2 separate regions of the Homo sapiens genome follow, and region 1 is linked to region 2. Evidence: chromatin loops called from intact Hi-C (ENCODE). Cell type or tissue: natural killer cell. All regions are shown on one strand. Each heading gives the region's core, and the rest is flanking DNA. Links, peaks and the distances in the headings are about the cores only.

Region 1 (5,859 bases), core at 452-5,451, 210 kb after region 2:
TTAAGGGGAATGCATTTTACAGTGACTGCCAGATGCATGCCAAAGCCCCGCCTCCAGCGGCCCAAATAATCATTGCAATGACAGCCCTGGGAACAGCAGGGAGAGTTGTTTTCAGGCTAAACCCTCACAATTTTTCTCTTACAGCTCCTTCCAAAAGGGAACAAAGCAGCTCTGCGTGTGTGTGTGGGTGTGTGTGTGTGTGTGTGTGTATACGCCCCTACACATGTGTGTATGTTTTCTGTTTTGAGTGTAGAAAGTACTAGAAGTAGATAGTAGATAGTGCCTGAGATGCCAACATAGGCAAATGAAGAAGGTGGAGTAGATATGGAGAGGATTAGCCCAGAAGTCCTACAATGGCTTTTTCCAGGTTCAAAAAGTCTCTGATTGGGGCAACTGAATGTGCACATAAACCCTGCTTCTCCCCAAATATAATGAGCAAAAGGGAAAAGCGGAGTGCTGACTTAAAGATGGAGGAGGATGAGCAGACAGCAAAATGTGGTCAGAGTGCGGTCCCTCAAAGGTTATGAGGAGAGAAGGCTCCCCAGTGCTCCAAGCCCCTTCTCAGCAAATGGGGCAAAGGCCATGTGCACATTGTACACACCTGGAGCTCCCCTCCATCTGGTAAAAGGCAACCCTGTGCACCTGAATGGACATCAAATCTCTGAAGAGACTGATCTAACATTTATCAGTGTGTGACCTTATGTTAATGGCTAAGCTGGTCTCAGCTCAAGATTTTTTAAACTGCAGAATGGACATAAATGCAATGCTATGTTACCAAAAGAAAGTGGTGAGGACAAGAAGAAAGGCCTGGAAAGAGCCCATGTCTGTGTGTGCCCATGAGGGGAGAGTGAGAGGGCTGGCCTTTCATGCAGCACACTGGTGCACATGGCACAAGAACCACGGACCACACTTTCATCTGTCAAATGTACTAACTGCCAGCAAGAGGCCTGATGAGCCAGAGTGGGTGCCTATGTTCCAATCCATGTATATATCTCTGTGTCCAAACACCTACCGTGTCTCCTCCTGTAGCCATGGTTGAATAGCTCAGGCTCTGAGCTAAGACCCATCCTGCCCCTTGTGCACTGGTGCCCATCCTTCTTACCGACTTAAAGACATTGCTCCAGCAATTGTCCACCTGCTCTTGTATCATCAAGTTGTTATTCTCTACTGGATCATTCCCAGCATACAAATGTGCTGTCATAATTTCTTCCACTTGAAAGATTCTTTAAAACTCTCCTGGCTCCACATCCTCCTTCAGATATGACCCTATTTCTCTTCCCTTTTAGAGTAAAACTCCTCTAAAGTGTAGTCTCTACTCTGCCTCCAGTCCAACTACTCCCATTCCTTCTGGAATCCATTCCAAATAGCTTTCATCCTCATTACTTCATCAAAATAGTTCTTGTCAAAGTCATCAATGACCTCCCTGTTGCTACATCCAATAGTCAGTTCTCAGGCCTCCTCTCCCTCACGTTGTCAGCAGTACCTGGCACACTACATCACTCCGTCTTTTTTTTTTTAAACTTTCTTCCTTTTAAAACAAAAAAAATTTGGAGAGAGGGTCTTGCTCTGTTGCCCAGCCTGGAGAGCAACAGTATGCTCATGGCTCACTGCATTTTCTTTTCATTTATTTATTTTTTATTATACTTTAAGTTGTAGGGTACATGTGCACAATGTACAGGTTTGCTACATATGTATATATGTGCCATGTTGGTGTGCTGCACCCATTAACTTGTCATTTACATTAGGTATTTCTACTAATGCTATCCCTCCCCCTTCCCCCCACCTCACGACACGCCCGGATGTGTGATGTTCCCCTTCCTGTGTCCAAGTGTTCTCATTGTTCAGTTCCCACCTATGAGTAAGAACATGTGGTATTTGGTTTTCTGTCCATGCGACAGTTTGCTGAGAATGATGGTTTCCAGCTTCATCCATGTCCCTACAAAGGACATGAACTCATCCTTTTTTATGGCTGCATAGTATTCCATGGTGTATATGTGTCACATTTTCTTAATCCAGTCTATCATTGATGGACATTTGGGTTGGTTCCAAGTCTTTGCTATTGTGAATAGTGCTGCAATAAACATACATGTGCATGTGTCCTTAGAGCAGCATGATTTATAATCCTTTGGGTATATACCCAGAAATGGGATCGCTGGGTCAAATGGTATTTCTAGTTCTAGATCCGTGAGGAATCACCACACTGTCTTCCACAATGGTTGAACTAGTTTATAGTCCCACCAACAGTGTAAAAGTGTTCCTATTTCTCCACATCCTCTCCAGCACCTGTTGTTTCCTTTTTAATGACTGCCATTCTAACTGGTGTGAGATGGTTATCTCATTGTGGTTTTGATTTGCATTTCTCTGATGCACAATGATGATGAGCATTTTTTCATGTGTCTGTTGGCTGCATAAATGTCTTCTTTTGAGAAGTGTCTGTTCATATCCTTTGCCCACTTTTTGATGGGTTTTTTTTTTTGTAAATTTGTTTAAGTTCTTTGTAGATTCTGTATATGAGCCCTTTGTCAGATGAGTAGATTCCAAAAATTTTCTCCCATTCTGTAGGTTGCCTATTCACTCTGATGGTAGTTTCTTTTGCTGTGCAGAAGCTCTTTAGTTGAATTAGATCCCATTTATCAATTTTGGCTTTTGTTGCCATTCCTTTTGCTGTTTTAGTCATGAAGTCCTTGCCCATGCCTATGTCCTGAATGGTATTGCCCAGGTTTTCTTCTAGGGTTTTTATGGTTTTAGGTCTAACATTTCAGTCTTTAATCCATGTTGAATTAATTTTTGTATAAGCTGTATGGAAGGGATCCAGTTTCAGCTTTCAACATATGGCTAGCCAGTGTTCCCAGAACCATTTATTAAATAGGGAATCCTTTCCCCATTTCTTGCTTTTGTCAGGTTTGTCAAAGATCAGATGGTTGTAGATGTGTGGTATTATTTCTGAGGGCTCTATTCTGTTCCATTGGTCTGTATGTCTGTTTTGGTACCAGTACCATGCTGTTTTGGTTACTGCAGCCTTGTAGCATAGTTTGAAGTCAGGTAGCGTGATGGCTCCAGCTTTGTTCTTTTGGCTTAGGGATTGTCTTGGCAATGTGGGCTCTTTTTTGATTCCATATGAACTTTAAAGAATTGTTTTCCAGTTCTGTGAAGAATGTCATTGGTAGCTTGATGGGGATGGCATTGAATCTATAAATTACCTTGGGCAGTATGGCCATTTTCATGATATTGATTCTTCCTATCCATGAGCATGGAATGTTCTTCCATTTGTTTGTGTCCTCTTTCATTTCCTTGAGCAGTGGTTTGTAGTTCTCCTTGAAGAGGTCCTTCCATCCCTTGTAAGTTGGATTATTAGGTATTTTATTCTCTTTGAAGCAATTGTGAATGGGAGTTCACTCATGATTCGGTTCTCTGTTTGTCTGTTACTGGTGTATAGGAATGCTTGTGATTTTTGCATATTGATTTTGTATCCTGAGACTTTGCTGAAGTTGCTTACCAGCTTAAGGAGATTTTGGGCTTAGACGATGGGGTTTTCTAAATATACAATCATGTCATCTGCAAACAGGGACAATTTGACTTCCTCTTTTCCTAACTGAATACCCTTTATTTCTTTCTCCTGCTTAATTGCCCTGGCCAGAACTTCCAACACTATGTTGAATAGGAGGGGTGAGAGACGGCATCCCTGTCTTGTGCCAGTTTTCAAAGGGAATGCTTCCAGTTTTTGCCCATTCAGTATGATATTGGCTGTGGGTTTGTCACAAAAAGCTCTTATTATTTTGAGATACGTCCCATCAATACCTAGTTTCTTGTGAGTTTTTAGCATGAAGGACTGCTGAATTTTGTCGAAGGCCTTTTCTGCATCTATTGAGATAATCATGTGGTTTTTGTCTTTGGTTCTGTTTATATGATGGATTACATTTATTGATTTGCGTATGTTGAACCAGCCTTGCATCCCAGGGATGAAGCCAACTTGATCGTGGTGGGGAAGCTTTTTGATGTGCTGCCGGATTCGGTTTGCCAGTATTTTATTGAAGATTTTTACATCGATGTTCATCAGGGATACTGGTCTAAAATTCTCTTTTTTTGTTGTATGTCTGCCAGGCTTTGGTATCAGGATGATGCTGGCCTCATAAAATGAGTTAGCACTCCCTCTTTCTTAAAGCACTCGGCATCTAGGCCATCACTCTGTTCAGAACCCCAAAATGGTGTCCCATCTCACTCTAAATAAAAACCAAAGCCTTAGAATGGCTCAAAAGGCTTTCTTTGATTTCTTTTCTAGGAATTCTCTTACTCTAGATAACTACAGAACTCATTCCCTCAATTCTATTAGCTCAAATATGACCTTATCAGCCTGTGGGTCTTTCCCTAATGTCCATATAAAATAACCGCCTCCTATTTTGGGAGGCCAAGGTGGGTGGATCACGAGGTCAAGAGATCGGGACCATCCTGGCCAACATGGTGAAACCCCATCTCTACTAAAAATATGAAAATTAGCTGGGCATGGTGGTGCATGCCTGTAATCCCAGCTACTTGGGAGGCTAAGGCAGGAGAATCACTTGAACCTGGGAGGCGGAGGTTGCAGTGAGCCGAGATCACGCCACTGCACTCCAGCCTGGCAACAGAGCGAGGCTCCATCTCAAAAATAAATAAAAATTAATTAATTAATTAATTAATTGCCTCCCTAGACTCCCTCCTATGTCCCTTTCCAGGAGCTTCATATTATAATCTATGTTATATAATCACAGGTTTACTTATTTTATATAAGCTGGGTTTGTTCACTGCCATATTGGCAGCACCTATAACACTATCTGGCACATAGTAGGAAGTCAAGTATTTATGGAGCGATCTAGGGAAGGAATCCTAAGTCCTGGAAACTGAACAGAGTATGGGCACGTAACCAGCCTTCAATGTTTGCTTCAGAGAAGGCGAAGTTCTCAGAATACAAGTGGACAGTGCTAGGGACATTCTGTACACCCTATTTATATTAGGCTGGAAAGACCGCTCCCTGTCCCAGGGTAAGGTAGGACACAGCCGCCACAGTATCTCTGAAAAGATTCTACAATACCATAGAAACTTTTAAGTAACATCTGTTTGGTGCCCTAAACAGAGATGTATGAAAACACATTTCTATGAAGATGAAAAAAATTCAAAAACGAATAGGCTAAAATGAAAACAGAAAAGAACATGAAGCCACTGGAATAAGAAAAAAACACAAGGAAAAACAAAATGCCATACCAGAATTAAAGTACTCCTTTCAAGCAGTAAAGACCATTTGTACTGCAGAAAATCAATTGTGATGTGGACAGATAACTTGAGTAGCTCCTTTAAAATGCATAAAGGTGAAAAAAATACATAAACAAGATTAAAGGAAATTTCCCAGGGGTCTCACACCTGTAATCCCAGCACTTTGGGAAGCTGAGGCGGGTGGATCACCTGAGATCGGGAGTTCAAGACCCACCTGACCAACATGGAGAAACCCCGTCTCTACTAAAAATACAAAATTAGCCGGGCATGGTGGCGCCTGCCTGTAATCCCAGCTACTCAGGAGGCTGAGGCAGGAGAATCGCTTGAACCCAGGAGGCGGAGGTTGCAGTGAGCTGAGATCATGCCATTGCACACCAGCCTGGGCAACAAGAGCGAAATACCATCTCAAAAAAGAAAAAAAAAAAAGAAATTTCCCAATATATTAATGTCAGCATCTTCAGTGATTTTCCTGTTTATATATTTCTTCTATTCTAAACTTTTAATAATATACATATAAATCACAATAATCAAAGAGAAAAATGGAAAGTAATAATTTTATATACCTTAAACTGCTTATTCCTAGTTTCTATTTTGTGAGAGGAAAACTATTTCCTA
Region 2 (5,859 bases), core at 240-5,239:
GCCTTCCGAGCTTCAGTTTTCCCCTCTTTAAATTTAAAACATTTCTACCCAACTCTCATTGTTGTCTCTGTGATCAAAGATCATGCCCATAAATGTGCTTTAAAAACACCAAATGAGTCTGGGTGTGGTGGCTTATGCCTGTAATCCCAGCACTTTGGGAGGCTGAGGCAGGTGGATCACTTGAGGCCAGGAGTTCGAGACTATCCTGGCCAACATGAAGAAATCCCCATCTCTACTAAAAATACAAAAATTAGCCAGATGTGGTGGCGGGCATCTGTAATCCCAGCTACTCAGGAAGCTGAGGCAGGAGAATCGCTTGAATCCAGGAGGCGGAGGCTGCAGTTAGCTGAGATTGCGCCACTGCACTCCAGCCTGGGTGACAGAGCAAGACTCTATCTCGAAAACAAAACAAAACGAAACGAAACAAAACACAAATGCCACCAAATGATATAAAAATGCCATAAATATATTTTTATTAATCTTTTAAACATGTTGAGTATGGCTTAAATTTCCAAAGATGGTTAAGAACCAACAAAACAGCCCTCTGTTTTCAGCAGAGATTTTAAGACTTTTTAAAATTTACACATTATAATTTATATCCTATAATTTCCATGGTATTTTTAAAAGTTCTACCCTGATGCCCTCTCAAAAACAAACAAGTAAACCCACAGTAAATGTCTAACTTTGGCTTTGCCCTAACACTTTTTAAAAAAAAAAAATAAACCTCACCTTATTTAGGTGGTAAAAGTCACTTCACACATCAGCTTCAATTCTCACCTTCCCATGAGATCTTCCCTGACTTTAGCCATAGTGACTGTCCTGTCTGTGGTTTTTAGCCACAGGGCCCAGCACGCACTGTGCTTTTTCACTCTGTTCTCTAATTGGGCATGTGCGTGTTCTGCTTCACCAGGTTCAATGATGATCAGGAGAGATGGCGTTGAACAATTCCAGGTACCAACCATAGTTCTTTCTTAGTTCCTCACAGATCTTAATCCATGCATACACATGTGTTTGTTAAGTTTTTAAATTTAAATAGCATGGAGCAGTGGAGTAGAGAACAGACAGTACAAAAGCCTCCAGCTTGGCTTTGTCATTCACTAGCTATTGGCACTGAGTAATTTACCCAATGCCCCTGAACCTTCTTTATCAATAAAAAAGGAAGCTGGGCTAAGTCTAGTTAATTCTATGATAACCAAAATTACATTGATAGATTCCATCCAGCAGTTAACCTTTAAACTCTCTTCCTACAAAGCTGACAACACCTTAGGTCTCTTTTCAGTCTAATCTCTGGTTGCTCTTACTATTAATACTATTACTATTATTAACATAGTATTCCTTGAGCATCTACTAGGTGTTATGCCCCCGTGCCAAACACTTTCCTTGTATTATCTCATTTAATATTCACCTCACTGAGATACTGTACCAATTGGGACTTACAGTGCAAGCTATAGAAACCAATTTGGGCTGATTTAAGGAGGATATCAGGCAGCTTATAGGATTATGGAAGGGCTGGAGAACCCTTTTGAGGCTCTACAGGCTGGAGTACCGCTTAAAAATCACACAATTGAACCATTTTGGTGAGGTGACCACTGCTACTCTGGGAATTGGCTAGTGCATCCTGTAGTGCTAACCACTGGGACTACCATCCCTGCCACCACTGCTGCTCCTGAACTTGGTTCTTCTACCACCATCCACTGTGAGAAGTCATTTGTTAACTGCAGCTCTGGGGCAGGTGCCCACACCATAATTACAAGGGAGGCTGGGAGAGCAAGTAGCTGACATTATATAGTGAACGCATTCCTGAGTCACAGGAGGGAGACTCCACACACTGGACAACCAAAAAGAATGGCAAATGTCCACTGTAAATATCCTCACTATTATTATCTCTATTTATCAAACCAGAATATTGATGTTTAGTAAGGTTAAATAACTTGTCCAAGGCCATAGAGATGGCTAGTGGCCAAAGCAGGCTGTCTGGCCCCATACACTACAGTCTCTCCAACAATGCTCTTCCCGCTCAGGCTCAATAACTTCCAGTGAATGGGAGGCTCCAAAGAGGTTAGCTTGGATTGTAGATTTAATTTACCTTTATCATTATGGTTGTCATCATCAACATTATCACTATATTTAAAGACAATCTGCAAAGTTGTGACTCAATGACCAATCTACTCACAAACCCCTAAGTCACTTAAATGTACCCATAGACATGAAGATGAATTTCTATTTTTAAAAAAAGAAGTTCTCATAGGCAAAAATGAGAATAGAAAAACACCTCTGGTTAGAGATAAAGTGATAACTCACAACTAAGGAGCCAAAGTTCAGCCACAAGCTAGTACAGGAAACTGTGGTCCCATCTCCTAAGACAGCTACCATTTTACAATGAAACAACAACAGCTCTCCAAATCTCAGTGTGTTCTCCCTGCAGTTGTTTGCATTGCAATTATGGAAGAGGAAAACTGCAGGTCCTCTGATAATAGCTCAGTGGAGAGAACGCTGCACACTTAAGAATAGAATCTACATCAAGAAAGTGGGGAAAGCAGTCCTGTTCCTCCTCCCCACCCACCTTCAGACTGCTTTTTCCTAGAGCGTAGGAGAGTTGCTAGACAGCCAATTCCTGATTATGTGTGGTAAGGAGGAAGGAGAAGGAAGGACAACATGGACAGCCCCCAAACCACATTTTATGGCTACAAGCATTGTCTCCTTTACCACAGAACTTTTGCCAGAACTGAACATTAGAAACCAAATCTCTAACTGGGGGTTGTTGTCCTGCCTTTCCCCAGCCCTGGCTGCCAGTCCTTTTTGGTAGAGGAGGTTATAAGCAAGTAAAGGGCCCAAAAGCCCAAGTATAAGGAGATGGCAGGGAGAATTCAATAGCAGGAATAATCCACAGAAACCAGAAAGGCAGCTACTCATTTCTGAGGGAATCAAGAATTAGCTACATTCTTGCTCTCTAAGCAACAACTGTCATGTGATCTTGTTTAAATACTGAGGTTTGATCAATTTCTAAAAATTATTTTGATTTCCCAAAACACATATGTATAATCTGCTCCATCTCAATGAAGAAAGTGGGTTAAAAATGTGTACTCACTCACCCTTAGTCATCTGATTCTAATTTAGAACACACTTTTCCTGGCTTTCTACTACAACCAAAACTATTCATTGCACTGATCATAACAATTCTCCTAAAACAGGCAATAAAAGGAGCAGAACTTCCTCCTGTGGCCAGAAACTTTCCCAAAGCTTAGGCCTTCCAGCAATTACATGCCTTTTCACTGCAGTACCTTAACCTATTGCTAATAAAGCCTCTTTGGCCAGTCAGAGTTGCCATCTTTAGAGACAGAGGGCAAAAACAACAAAAAAAGGAGACACTCTCAGAGCGGTCATTTATTCAAACTGCCCCATCCGAGAAGCCTCTATTCTTGGTAAGGAGGAGCCCACTTAGGAGACTACATAAAAGTACACATCAAGAGAATTCTGAGATAAAATTTTATATCCTGAATGATTAAGAATGGTGTTTCTAAAACAAACAATGGTTTTAGTAATAGACCCTTCAATGGCTAAGTGCACCAACATTATTATTTTTTATTTTTTATTTTTGAGACAGAGTCTCACTCTGTTGCCCAGGCTAGAGTGCAGTGGCATGACCCCAGCTCACTGCCAGCTCCAACTCCCAGGTTCACGCCATTCTCCTGCCTCAGCCTCCCGAGTAGCTGGGACTATAGGCACCCGCCACTACGCCCGGCTAATTTTTTAGTAGAGACGGGGTTTCACCGTGTTAGCCAGGATGGTCTCGATCTCCTGACCTTGTGATCCACCTGCCTCGGCCTCCCAAAGTACTAGGATTACAGATGTGAGCCACTGCGCCCAGCCAACATTATTTTTAATAATTAATGAACTACTTAAAAGAGGAGGATTATTTGTAAGGATTTTGAAATAATGGAATAACTTTTAGAAAATTATACTTCTGTCATTTGTAGCCCTGATTGGCTTAATTTATTTTACACATCCAAGGCTGATGTACTATAATCAATACAATGAATAGCCCCAGCAGTCAGTCCACAAAAGGATTTTTAGGGCTGTTTGGTGTCCATTACTCTGAGAAGCAGATGAACTGAATTTGAGTGTCAAAGGTATACCTTAATAGAGAAGTTGTATAAATTGCCCAAGATCACACAGCCAGCCCAAGAATCTAGTCGTCTGACTCTGCTCAGGGCACTTTCCTTCCATTGTTTGGACTTTCTGCTTTAAGGAACAGATTTATCAATTTGGTGAGAAAAAAAAATGTGATGAGATTTTCAAGAAATGTGCCAGGAACACACACTGCAGAAAAGACAGTCTCTTCAATAAATGATACTGGGAAAATTGGATATCCATATGCAGAAGAATGAAACTAGACTTTTATCTCTCACCATATACAAAAATCGACCAAAATGGATTAAAGAATTAAATCTTAGACCTCAAACTATAAAACTACTACAAGAAAACATTGGGAAAAATCTCCAGGCCATTGGTCTGGACAAAGATTTCTTGAGTAATATGCCACAACCACAGGCAACCAAAGCAAAAATGGACAAATTGGATGGCATAAAAAGCTTCTGCACAGCAAAGGAAATAATCCACAAAGTGAAGAGATAACCCACAGAATGGGAGAAAATATTTCCAAACCACCCATCTGACAAAAGATTAATAACCAGAATATATCAGGAGCTCAGACAACTCTATAGGAAAAATTCTAATAATCCAATTAAAAAATGGACAAAAGATTTGTATAGATATTTCTCAAAAGTAGACATACAAATGGCAAACAGACATAGGAAGAGGTGCTCAACATCACTGATCATCAGAGAAATGCAAATCAAAACTACAATGAGATATCATCTCACCTTAGTTATAATGGGTTTTATGCAAAAGACAGGCAATAACAAATGCTGACAAGGAAGTGCAGAAAAAGGAATCCTCATACACTGTTGGTGGAAATGAAAATTAGTGCAATCACTATGGAGAACAGTTTGGGGGTTCTTCAAAAACTAAAAGTTAAAAATAGAGCTACCATATGATCCGGCAATTTCATTGCTAGTTACATACCCAAAAGAAAGAAATCAGTATATCAAAAGGATATCTGCATTCTCATGTTTGTTGTGGCTGTGTTCACCATAGCCAAGATTTGGAAGCAATCTAATTGGCCATCAACAGATGAATGGATAAAGAAAATGTGATACTTATACACAATGGAGTACTATTTAGGCATAAAAAAGAATGAGATTAAGTCATCTGCAACTTGGATGCAACTGTTAAGTGAAATAAGCCAGGCACAGAAAGACAAACATCACATGTTCTCACTTATTTGTGTGATCTGAAAATCAAAGCAGTTGAACCCATGGAGATAGAGAGTAGAGTGATGGTTACCAGAGGCTGGGAAGGTGGGGATGGTTATGGGGTACAAAAATAGAATGAATTAATATGCCCTAGTGTTTGATAGCACAATAGGATGACTACAGTCAATAATAATTTAATTGTACATTTTAAAATAACTAAAAGACTATAATTAGATTGCCTGTAACACAAAGGATAAATGCTTGAGGTGATAGATACCTCATTTTCCATCATGTGATTATTACACATTGCATGCCTGTATCTAAACATTTCATGTATCCCATAAATATATACACCTACTATGTACCCACAAAAATTTAAAATCATACTTTTAAAAAAGTCATAAGACATCAGCTAAAGACAACCACTCAAATGGAGAACGATTACACACAATCTTCACTGTTCTCCCCAAATTTGTTTTTAGAAAACCATTTCAGTGTCTATGGAAACATCTGCTGTTTTCCTTACATGAGATGCACGCTCCCC

What was found. Peaks named below come from ENCODE experiments on the same cell type or tissue, not always from the same donor. Only the 100,000 strongest peaks of a DNase experiment are listed, where the experiment ranks them.
Region 1: a loop joins it to region 2, with 1.8 times the contacts of the local background. A loop is called at or near these places in 1 of 110 quality-filtered maps.

What each region holds. Positions count from the first base shown.
Region 1 is chr12:46,396,115-46,401,973 of GRCh38, reverse strand. The region is part of intron 2 of SLC38A4-AS1 (SLC38A4 antisense RNA 1); the gene reads right to left. Among named protein-coding and RNA genes, the nearest start is that of SLC38A4-AS1, 15 kb to the right of the region's middle. In natural killer cell, for the core only: no CTCF peak of the experiment used is centred there; a DNase peak (open chromatin) is centred at 2,394.
Region 2 is chr12:46,605,909-46,611,767 of GRCh38, reverse strand. All of the region lies in intron 3 of SLC38A4-AS1 (SLC38A4 antisense RNA 1), which reads right to left. Among named protein-coding and RNA genes, the nearest start is that of SLC38A4, 220 kb to the left of the region's middle. In natural killer cell, for the core only: no CTCF peak of the experiment used is centred there; a DNase peak (open chromatin) is centred at 2,337; H3K27ac peaks cover 2,280 bases.